Linked DNA regions of Homo sapiens: all the other regions are linked to region 1. Evidence: chromatin contacts called from ENCODE Hi-C or POLR2A ChIA-PET data. All regions are on one chromosome and are shown on one strand. The core of a region is the stretch at or near the end of the contact, and the rest is flanking DNA. Distances in the headings are between cores, read along the strand shown.

What was found. A loop is a pair of places that touch in the nucleus more often than their neighbours do. ChIA-PET counts read pairs that join two places held with the same protein, here RNA polymerase II (POLR2A). Pooled maps may share reads with other maps.
Region 2: a loop to region 1 is called in a pooled map, with 21 times the contacts of the local background. The contact joins the promoter of NEDD8-MDP1 here to the promoter of PABPN1 in region 1. A Hi-C loop is called at or near these places in 11 of 50 pooled maps. POLR2A ChIA-PET finds 5 or more read pairs at or near these places in 5 of 52 experiments (CD4-positive, alpha-beta T cell, HepG2, OCI-LY7 and 2 more).
Region 3: a map of naive thymus-derived CD4-positive, alpha-beta T cell shows a loop between it and region 1 (19-fold over the local background). The contact joins the promoter of RABGGTA here to the promoter of PABPN1 in region 1. A Hi-C loop is called at or near these places in 1 of 168 maps with a recorded cell type or tissue (naive thymus-derived CD4-positive, alpha-beta T cell) and 9 of 50 pooled maps. POLR2A ChIA-PET finds 5 or more read pairs at or near these places in 1 of 52 experiments (HepG2).

The regions. Positions count from the first base shown.
Region 1 is chr14:23,320,142-23,322,841 of GRCh38, reverse strand. PABPN1 (poly(A) binding protein nuclear 1) reads right to left here and starts at 1,385. Exons shown (of 7, transcript NM_004643.4): 1 at 1,022-1,385; 2 at 547-661. The coding sequence starts at 1,372. BCL2L2-PABPN1 (BCL2L2-PABPN1 readthrough) reads right to left here. Exons shown (of 8, transcript NM_001387346.1): 4 at 547-661. RefSeq lists enhancers at 11-820, 821-1,632, 1,886-1,955, 1,644-2,294 and silencers at 926-995, 1,056-1,485.
Region 2 is chr14:24,230,917-24,233,616 of GRCh38, reverse strand. NEDD8-MDP1 (NEDD8-MDP1 readthrough) reads left to right here and starts at 1,250. Exons shown (of 7, transcript NM_001199823.3): 1 at 1,250-1,367. The coding sequence starts at 1,350. It overlaps NEDD8 (NEDD8 ubiquitin like modifier), which reads left to right and starts at 1,250. Exons shown (of 4, transcript NM_006156.3): 1 at 1,250-1,367. The coding sequence starts at 1,350. GMPR2 (guanosine monophosphate reductase 2) reads right to left here and starts at 688. Exons shown (of 10, transcript NM_001002002.3): 1 at 640-688; 2 at 277-398; 3 at 19-138. The coding sequence starts at 363. RefSeq lists enhancers at 1,060-1,354, 521-1,386.
Region 3 is chr14:24,270,347-24,273,046 of GRCh38, reverse strand. RABGGTA (Rab geranylgeranyltransferase subunit alpha) reads left to right here and starts at 1,450. Exons shown (of 17, transcript NM_182836.3): 1 at 1,450-1,560; 2 at 1,878-1,934; 3 at 2,100-2,210; 4 at 2,589-2,700. The coding sequence starts at 1,932. It also overlaps a transcript of NOP9 not described here. RefSeq lists enhancers at 1,103-1,182, 1,923-2,132 and silencers at 1,273-1,372, 1,443-1,732.

The DNA.
Region 1 (2,700 bases), core at 136-2,635:
CTAGTGCATAGCAGGTACTCACTAAATATTCAATAAATTGAAAGAATTAATACACACTTAAAACAGTATAGGAATCCCTCCTGCCTCCAAATCAAATCCCTAATGAATGGCTTTGGTTGAAATGCTTTTAAGAGTGAGCAAAATTAAGTGGGCTGAGACTCCACATTTCTAGATTAAAGGGGAAACCCCTTGCAGCTTGCTTTCTCTTAGAATCCTAAAGCGTCTCCAATTGGAGGAAAAACTATTAGATTTGAAGGTCAAATGCGAGCACGCAACCTCTACAAAGAAAGATAGACGTAGACTAAGAACAAAGAGCAACACAATTATAACAGGCACAAAGGGAGGCACAAGGCTACCACCACCAAAATATACGTTCTGCCTCACAAAGGTCAGAGGAACACACAACGGACTATGACCGCGGCACAGTCATAATAGCTCAGACAAGCAGCTCCAGGGTGCCGAGTATCTAACCCCACATTCCCCATCCTCCCCACAACCCTTCCAACCCGAGAACCCGGGCTCCGCGTGCAACCGCCAGTTACTCACCATTGCCTGGAGGTGGACTCATATTCATCTGCTTCTCTACCTCGTTCTGTAGCTCCTTTAGCTTCTCAGCTTCTTCCTCCATCTCCCTGACTCGAGCTTTGATAGCTTCCAGCTCCTAATATAAGTGGGGAGGGTATGGAGGACAGCTTAAGAGGAACCAACGCAGGGGCTGTGCCCTGCTCTCGGCCAGAGCGCGGCCTCAGCCATGCTCGGCCATTTCCCTCGCCCCATGCGAGGGTCGTGATAAAAGAAAAGCTACCCTCTCTAGAACAACACTAGGCAACCGTGACGCCCGAATCAAGCCAGTCGGGCCCCTTGTAGTGATCGCTGACCCATCCCCGGCCCGACCCGGCCCCAGCCACGTTATTCCCCGCCCAACCCCACCCCCCGCCTGCCACCCGCTCGCCCGAGCTCTGGGCCTCCAGTGACCCGGCCGGCCAGCCGCCGGCCTGCTCGCTCGCCCTCCTTCCCTCACCGGGTCCTCAATGGCGCCGTCCCCCGGGTCACCCTCGACCAGTCCCGGCTCCTCCTCCTCCTCTTGGCTGCCGGGGGCTCCCGAACCAGGCCCAGGGCCCGGAGCTCCCGGGGGGGCGCGGGGCCGGGGCGGCTCCTCTTCGGGCTCGGGCTCCGGCTCGGGCTCCAGCAGCAGCTCCTCAGGCTCCAGTTCCTCAGACTCCAGGCCGTTCCCGTAGTCCCCTGCGCCCCCCGGGGCCCCCTCCCCGGCCTCCCCACCGGCCCCGGGCACAAGATGGCGCCGCCGCCCCGGCCCGGAGCCCCGACCGCCCGCAGCCCCCGCTGCTGCTGCCGCCGCCGCCGCCGCCGCCATCGCCGCTCAGACTGGGGCCCGCCGCCCGGCGATTGGAGAGCTGCGCCGGCCACGCCGAGGACTCATTAGTCAAGCTGCCTGCCCGTCACCATGAGCTAGTACTCCATTGGGGAATATTACTTGGCAATCAAATAAGGCCCCACCTCTAAGGCGGGGCACTGCGCCAAATTCTCAAATCCCGGTAGGGGAAATCTGCCTGTCAATCAACACGCGTCCCACCTCCTATCGAGTCCTTAGGTAATAATACCGCCACGCTGTGACGATATTCCTGCTTCTCCCCGGCCTACGGGCGGGCCCGCGAAGTATGGGACGCTCCGTGATTGGCCCTAGCTAGGCGACTGGAAAGGACCAATCTTCCGATCGCCTCACCGCAGTGGCCCAGTCTCAGATGCCGATTGGCTTGCGAGAGTCGAAGGGGTGACACTCGTTTCGTGACAGGTGAACCTTGCCCCCGAAAGGACTGCCGGGCTTCAAACTTGGGAAACCCGAGGTCACATGACTAGCCAGTCCTAGGGGGCCGCCATCTTGATACTACTGCTTGCCAGCTAGTGAGCTGTTGGCCGGGTGAGGCCCAAAACAGAGCAGCAGTTTCAGGAAACTTGTATCTCGACCAGGAAGCACCAGTAGATGGGATGTTGCTGAAAATGGAGGTTGTGAATGAAGCATTCCAGGAGGGAGCTTACTTTCCCCATCCAGGTTATTGGCACCATCATCCACTAGCTCTCCCGCACCAGAAAGCAGGGAGGATTCCTCAGTCCAGAGCTACTAGTCACAAGTCCTGTCTGTCCCGCCCTCTTGCGTAGGCCTTCTGCTCCCCAGTTCCATTTTCTTTTTCCTGGACAGCTTCCAATGTCACCCCTCCAATCTGCACCGCTAACAGACTGGCCCCCCTTTGCTGGCGAGGTAAAGTCTCAAAACCGTAAATCACGGCCTTCGATACGCCAGCATGTGGTTACTTTGTGGATGTTGTTTCCTTCCACTCTTCTCGTTCCTTTGGGTGTACCTGCACCCAGTCTGTGCCTCTAACATGTAGTCCCCCTTCAATCAAACCACTGCAAACCCCAGCTTCCCCTCATTTCCCAGGACAAGTGGGCCTATCTCCACGGCGCGCTTAATTGTTTTACTGTTTCCTAACTAGGTTGTGAGCGCCTGCAGATGAGGGGCCGGTTCCTATTTATATTCGCATCTCCACGGCCTGGCAATATGCCTACCACATAATGTCCTGTTAGATGTTTGTTGATTGAACAGGCATTGATTGGGGATTTGGGTGCCACCCTTCATTTAAGCCCTCAAGCCCCCAAGATCCCAGAGGAATTTCTCCTGGCAGG
Region 2 (2,700 bases), core at 1-2,500, 910 kb before region 1:
GCATGAGGAAAGCCCTACCTTACAGAGAACCTTGGCCATCTCAAAGGTGCCCACAGTATCCATATTGGCAGCAATGATGGGAACCCCAGAGTATGTCTGCTTTGAGTTCCGAAATGAAAAGGATCTTGTGAGATCCACCTGCAGATATGAACAGGAAATTGACCATTTCATTAATCCAAAAAACGTACCATATTAGGACAAGGACAGGCATCTTTCTTGGTTGTGGCCCACCGGGAGCGTGGGGTCAAGAAACAGCAAGTAGAGAAGCTTGCTCACCTCACTTCGAGACTTAAGGGTACTGCGTTTGGGCCTCAAAAGGACATCCTTGAAGTCCAGTTTCACATCGTTGTCAATATGAGGCATGGCGCTTAGCCTCGGGGTAGCGATGAATCTGAGGGCTGGAAGGCAGGAAGTCATAAGGACCAATCTTCCCCTGGGCTTTAACGCCCTGTTACGGCTGGTGGCCTCTCTTCGCTTAAGTTGTGGAAGGTCGGGCAAAGGCCGAAGTGTGGTCCCTGAAGCCTGTCACCTCGACCCATCCCGTGGCTGCGATTACCCTAGGGCTCCATCCCAGGTACTGTTTGTTGGGGAGGAGAGCTGGGAAAGGGTTGTGAGAGACCCTGACGGTGCATTCCTTACCCCGCTACACTTCCTTCTTCTACCCCTGCAAAGAGCAATGGGGCAAGAGGCTGATTTAGGGGAACGAAGGAATGTTGGCGACGGGGGGCGGGGAGGGTTCATAACTAGTTTCCGGAATAGAGGTACTCACTTCCTGTTGCCTTGGTCCAGGCGGCAGTTGACCAAAGACCACCTTGCTTAGCAACTAACCTCGTGCAATCCCGCTAAGCCTTCTGGGCCACGCCAACAGGTTCCTCTAGTTGCCGGCGAGAACTACTAGCCGACGAATTCCAGCTTCGGCGGCGGCAGGGCGAGGCCTTCTGGATAACAGAGTTCACGCACTGAGGTTGCTGTTGGATCCGAGGGGGTTAGACTACAACTCCCAGGGGGAAACGGGCGGGACCGCCTCCTGGCACGATGGGAGATGTAGTTCGTTCTGCCCCCACTTTTCGCTAGCCCGGGCTCGCCAGGGACTCTCAGAATCGCAGAGTCGTCATCTCTGCTGTTGCTAAACTGGATGCCTCATTCCAATTTACGACGTCACTGAACCGAAACGCGGGAGCAACCCTGAGCCTTTCCGGAACCCAGTGGGGGGGGGGGGGGGGGTGGAGCCAGACAGTGACCCGGAAGTAGAAGTGGCCCTTGCAGGCAAGAGTGCTGGAGGGCGGCAGCGGCGACCGGAGCGGTAGGAGCAGCAATTTATCCGTGTGCAGCCCCAAACTGGAAAGAAGATGCTAATTAAAGTGAAGGTGGGAGCACCTCCAGCCTTGCCAAGACGCAGTAGTACTGGGCTGGCAGCAGTGCCTTACGGGAGACGTGGGGAAGGAAAACCACGCCTTTCCCTAGCCTGGAGGACGCTGACTGCCTCAGGGCTCCGCGCGAGGGGTGGTGGGAAATAGGGGGACCCAGAAGGGCTTTGAGAGCGGGGCCCAGGTCCCACCTGACGACCCTGGGGTATTTTGCCATGCCTGCTTTTTTGCCAGGACTGTGCTATCACCCAGAATGGGGTCGCTTTTGTCGGGTCTCACTGTATTCGAACCCCCGCAGTCATAGAGAAGGCCTAGCAGCGGCTTGACTCCCCCGTCTCTCAGATTCTTGGAGTAAGCGCTGCTCTCCATTCTTCATTCCCAGGGTACCTGCTTCTCCCAGTCCCTAACGTAGGTCGCCTCCGAGCACAGCCCTAAAATCGGGGCCTCCCAAGGGCTAGACTATGAGCCTTTACTGGTGGTTGCCAAGGTGTGGTATCTCACCCGTCCTACAGGAACCAAAGCGGGGAGTGTGTTCAGTCAGTACCTGCCTTTCTGAGCCTGGCATCCTGGACCAGCCTCACTTCCTTGGCTGAGGCAGGTTAGTTACCGCTGCCCTAGTTCTTGCTACTAGCCATGGTTTCCTTCATCTGCATCTCTCAACTCCCGTGGTGGTTCTTCACCAATTTCCAGCCCTCGTTAGTCCTATCTGCTGTTTCCTCTTTTGTGCCTTCAGACAGACAGAGACCCCCCCCCCCACGCCCCCCTCAAAAAAACAAAACTGCTGACAAGTGAAGTCTAATGCTAGTTTGGCCTTTTTGTAGCTAAGTAAATCTATCGTTATTTCATCAGCTTCTTAGCATATTTACCGTACATAATAGTCATTCTTAACCTTCTCTTCCCCAGTCCTTCCAAACTACTTCTTAGCTAAGATTTGAGGTCTAGTATTAAAATAGTATGTTAAAGATGATTTTTTTTAACGTTGAGTAGCGGCCTATATAAGAGTCGTAACATCAATTTAATAGGTGAATGGGTCACTGGCGCCATTAAAAAGAGAAAATAGGCTGGGCGCGGTGGCTCACGCCTGTAATCCCAGCACTTTGGAAGGCCGAGGCAGGCCGATCGCTTGAGCCCAGGAGTTGGAGACCATCCTGGGCAACATGGCGAAACCCTGCCTGTACAATAAATTCAAAAAATTAGCCAAGGGTCTGGGCGCATGCCTGTAGGCCCAGCTATTCGGGAGGCCGAGATGGGAGGATTGATTGATCCTGGGATGTCGAAGCCGCGGTGAGCAGTGATGGCACCACTGCACTCCAGACCCTGCCTGAAAAAAAAG
Region 3 (2,700 bases), core at 201-2,700, 950 kb before region 1:
TAAAGGCTCCACCAGAAAACCTTCTTTGCAGTAGGCACAGGGAAAAAAATCACAGTCTTTAAAAGTACATATGAAGGTCTATCAAATCAGACTGGGGCATTTTAGAGAACTTCCTCGAGGTGCCACTTGAGTTACATTTTTTTTTCTTTGTACTGTGGAGTTCAAAAAGTTAAATCTTAAAGATAAACAGGAATTACTGTGGCAAAGGAGGAGTGTGGAGAAAGGAGAGTCAAGAGGGAACAGGCTAACATATTTAGGAAACTGCAAGTATTTCTGTAGGCTGTCATGAAGAGTTTTTGGCAGGGTCAGGCAGGATATACAGCCAGAGAGTAGGCAGAGCCCAAATGCCAATAGGTCTGATGTGCTGAGCTGAGAGATTACAATTCTATCCTGAAAAGGAGCCACTCAGCACTTTTAGGCACAGATATGACGTCAAATCTGCATTTTAGAAAAATGGATTCAGTAGCACAGAGGATGGACTGATAACAAGGGATGAGGTGGAGAACACTGAAAAGACTTTCAACAATCTGGAGAAGAAATTCGGAGTTTGAACTCCTAGTGGCAGTGGGAAGAGAAAGAGTATTTAAGCGAGTTTAAGAAGTGAGGAGGAAATAGTGCCATTCACTACAATAGAAAACATAAAGGCCAATGTTTAGACAGGATGGATGAAAGATAATTTATACCTTTTGGCTTTTGGAGTTTGAGGTGTCTCTGGGACACCAGGTGATATCCAACAGGTGTTTGAATATGTATGTGCATGTATATTATTTATTGTTATTTAAGCTTGCAAGACATCTGGGCTGGAGATATAAATTTGGGTGTCATCAATTTACAGGTAGTAATTAAAACAATGAGTGTGGATGAACTCACCCAGAGAAAGTGTAATGCCAGATTTGTGGGCCAAAACAGCTCTGAGGAGCTCCAACTCGAAGCAGTTGAAGGCTTACATTTAAACATTCTCCCAGGAACAGTGGGTGAAGTGAAAAAGGGGTGAGGAAAGGGCCCTGGAGATCACCAACATTTAGGGGTGGAGGTGAACAGATGAGAAGAGAGAGGCAGAGGTGCAGGAGGAGAAGCCAGAATGGGGGTGTCAAGTATAAAGAAATGGGTAGCGTCAAATGCTTCAGAGGTTAGAGAAAATGACAGGAAACTCCCCCTGTTAGATTTGACATCTAGAAGGCTGTCGGTGTGGCCAGGGTGAGGTCAGTGGAGTAGTGAAGGTGCGGGTTTCCGGCTGTTGGAGAAACCTCTTCCACTAACTACATTGCACTCTGAGTTACCAACTGGCATGGTCCTCCCCCCATTTCACACGCACGCTACAGTCGCCCGTGCGCACTCGTACACACCAGGTGGCTAACAGGTACGAGGCGTTTCCGGACAGCGAGCGCAGAGCCCCCGCGCACGCGCCTCCGAGCCGGCCTCTTCCGCCGCAAGTCCCTCCCCAAGCCTGCAGAGTGCGCTGCGTTTCGATGAGCCGGGACGTGGCGCCGCTCTAGCCAGCGCCTGGGCTCTGTGGCGGGCGCCGCAGCTCCGCGTCCCCCGCGCCTCCTCCCAGCGCAGGTGGGTCCGCCCGCGGGGGGCGGGGGTGCCCGGGAGCCGTGGGACGGGCGGGTAGCGGCAACCTTTGGGGAGCAGAGTGGTCCCCAACGCCCAGGTGCCCCGGCTCGCGCTCTGGCCCGGGCGAATCGGGCTATAGGAAGGGCCACACGGATGGAAGTCCTAGTCCGGGTGCTCACCTCTTGTGGAACGTGCAAAGCCTGTCCCAGGACCTCTTTACACTCTGGGGGTCTCTGCCCAGGCACGCTTGCTGCTTCCGGACACAGCTGTGGGCGGAGCTAGTAGGGGCGGGGCTACGTGATTGACACTTCTCTCCTCAGACTTCAAGGGCTACCACTGGACCCTTCCCCTGTCTTGAACCCTGAGCCGGCACCATGGTGAGAACCCTGAGCCCAGCCCTTCACCTCCGCAGGCCCGCGCCCTCACCCCCAGTGGCAGTGCCATGGTTGCCCCGTATGAACCTAGGGCTCCACAGTGTGGGGTTTTTGCAGGTCAGCTTCTGCAAGGCAACCTGCACTCTTCCAACCCGTTCATCCTTGTAGCACGGACGCCTGAAGGTGAAGACGTCAGAAGAGCAGGCGGAGGCCAAAAGGCTAGAGCGAGAGCAGAAGCTGAAGCTATACCAGTCAGCCACCCAGGCCGTATTCCAGAAGGTGGGGCCCTCAGAGGTAGCCCCGACCCCAAGTAGCTCCCTTAGTATAGTGCAGAGGCCAAGAGCTGGTCCCTAGAGTCAGACTGCCTAGATCCAATTCTGGGTTATCTCACTTATAACTGTATGACTTTGGGCAAGTTGCTGAATCTCTTTGGGCCTCAGTTTGCTCATCTGTAAAATGGGGCTAATAATTGCACCTACTGCATAAGGCTGTTGTGAAGATTAAATGAGAGAATACCTGTAAGGCCATAAAGCATGGTTCATAGTACCTGTTGTATAATGTGGGATTCACAGAATATTGGATGGTTTTAAGTTTACGTTATTTAGTCCTGTAGTGGGAAAATTATATGATCTCTAACCCTGCCACCTATCTTCTTAGCGCCAGGCTGGTGAGCTGGATGAGTCCGTGCTGGAACTGACAAGCCAGATTCTGGGAGCCAACCCTGATTTTGCCACCCTCTGGAACTGCCGACGAGAGGTGCTCCAGCAGC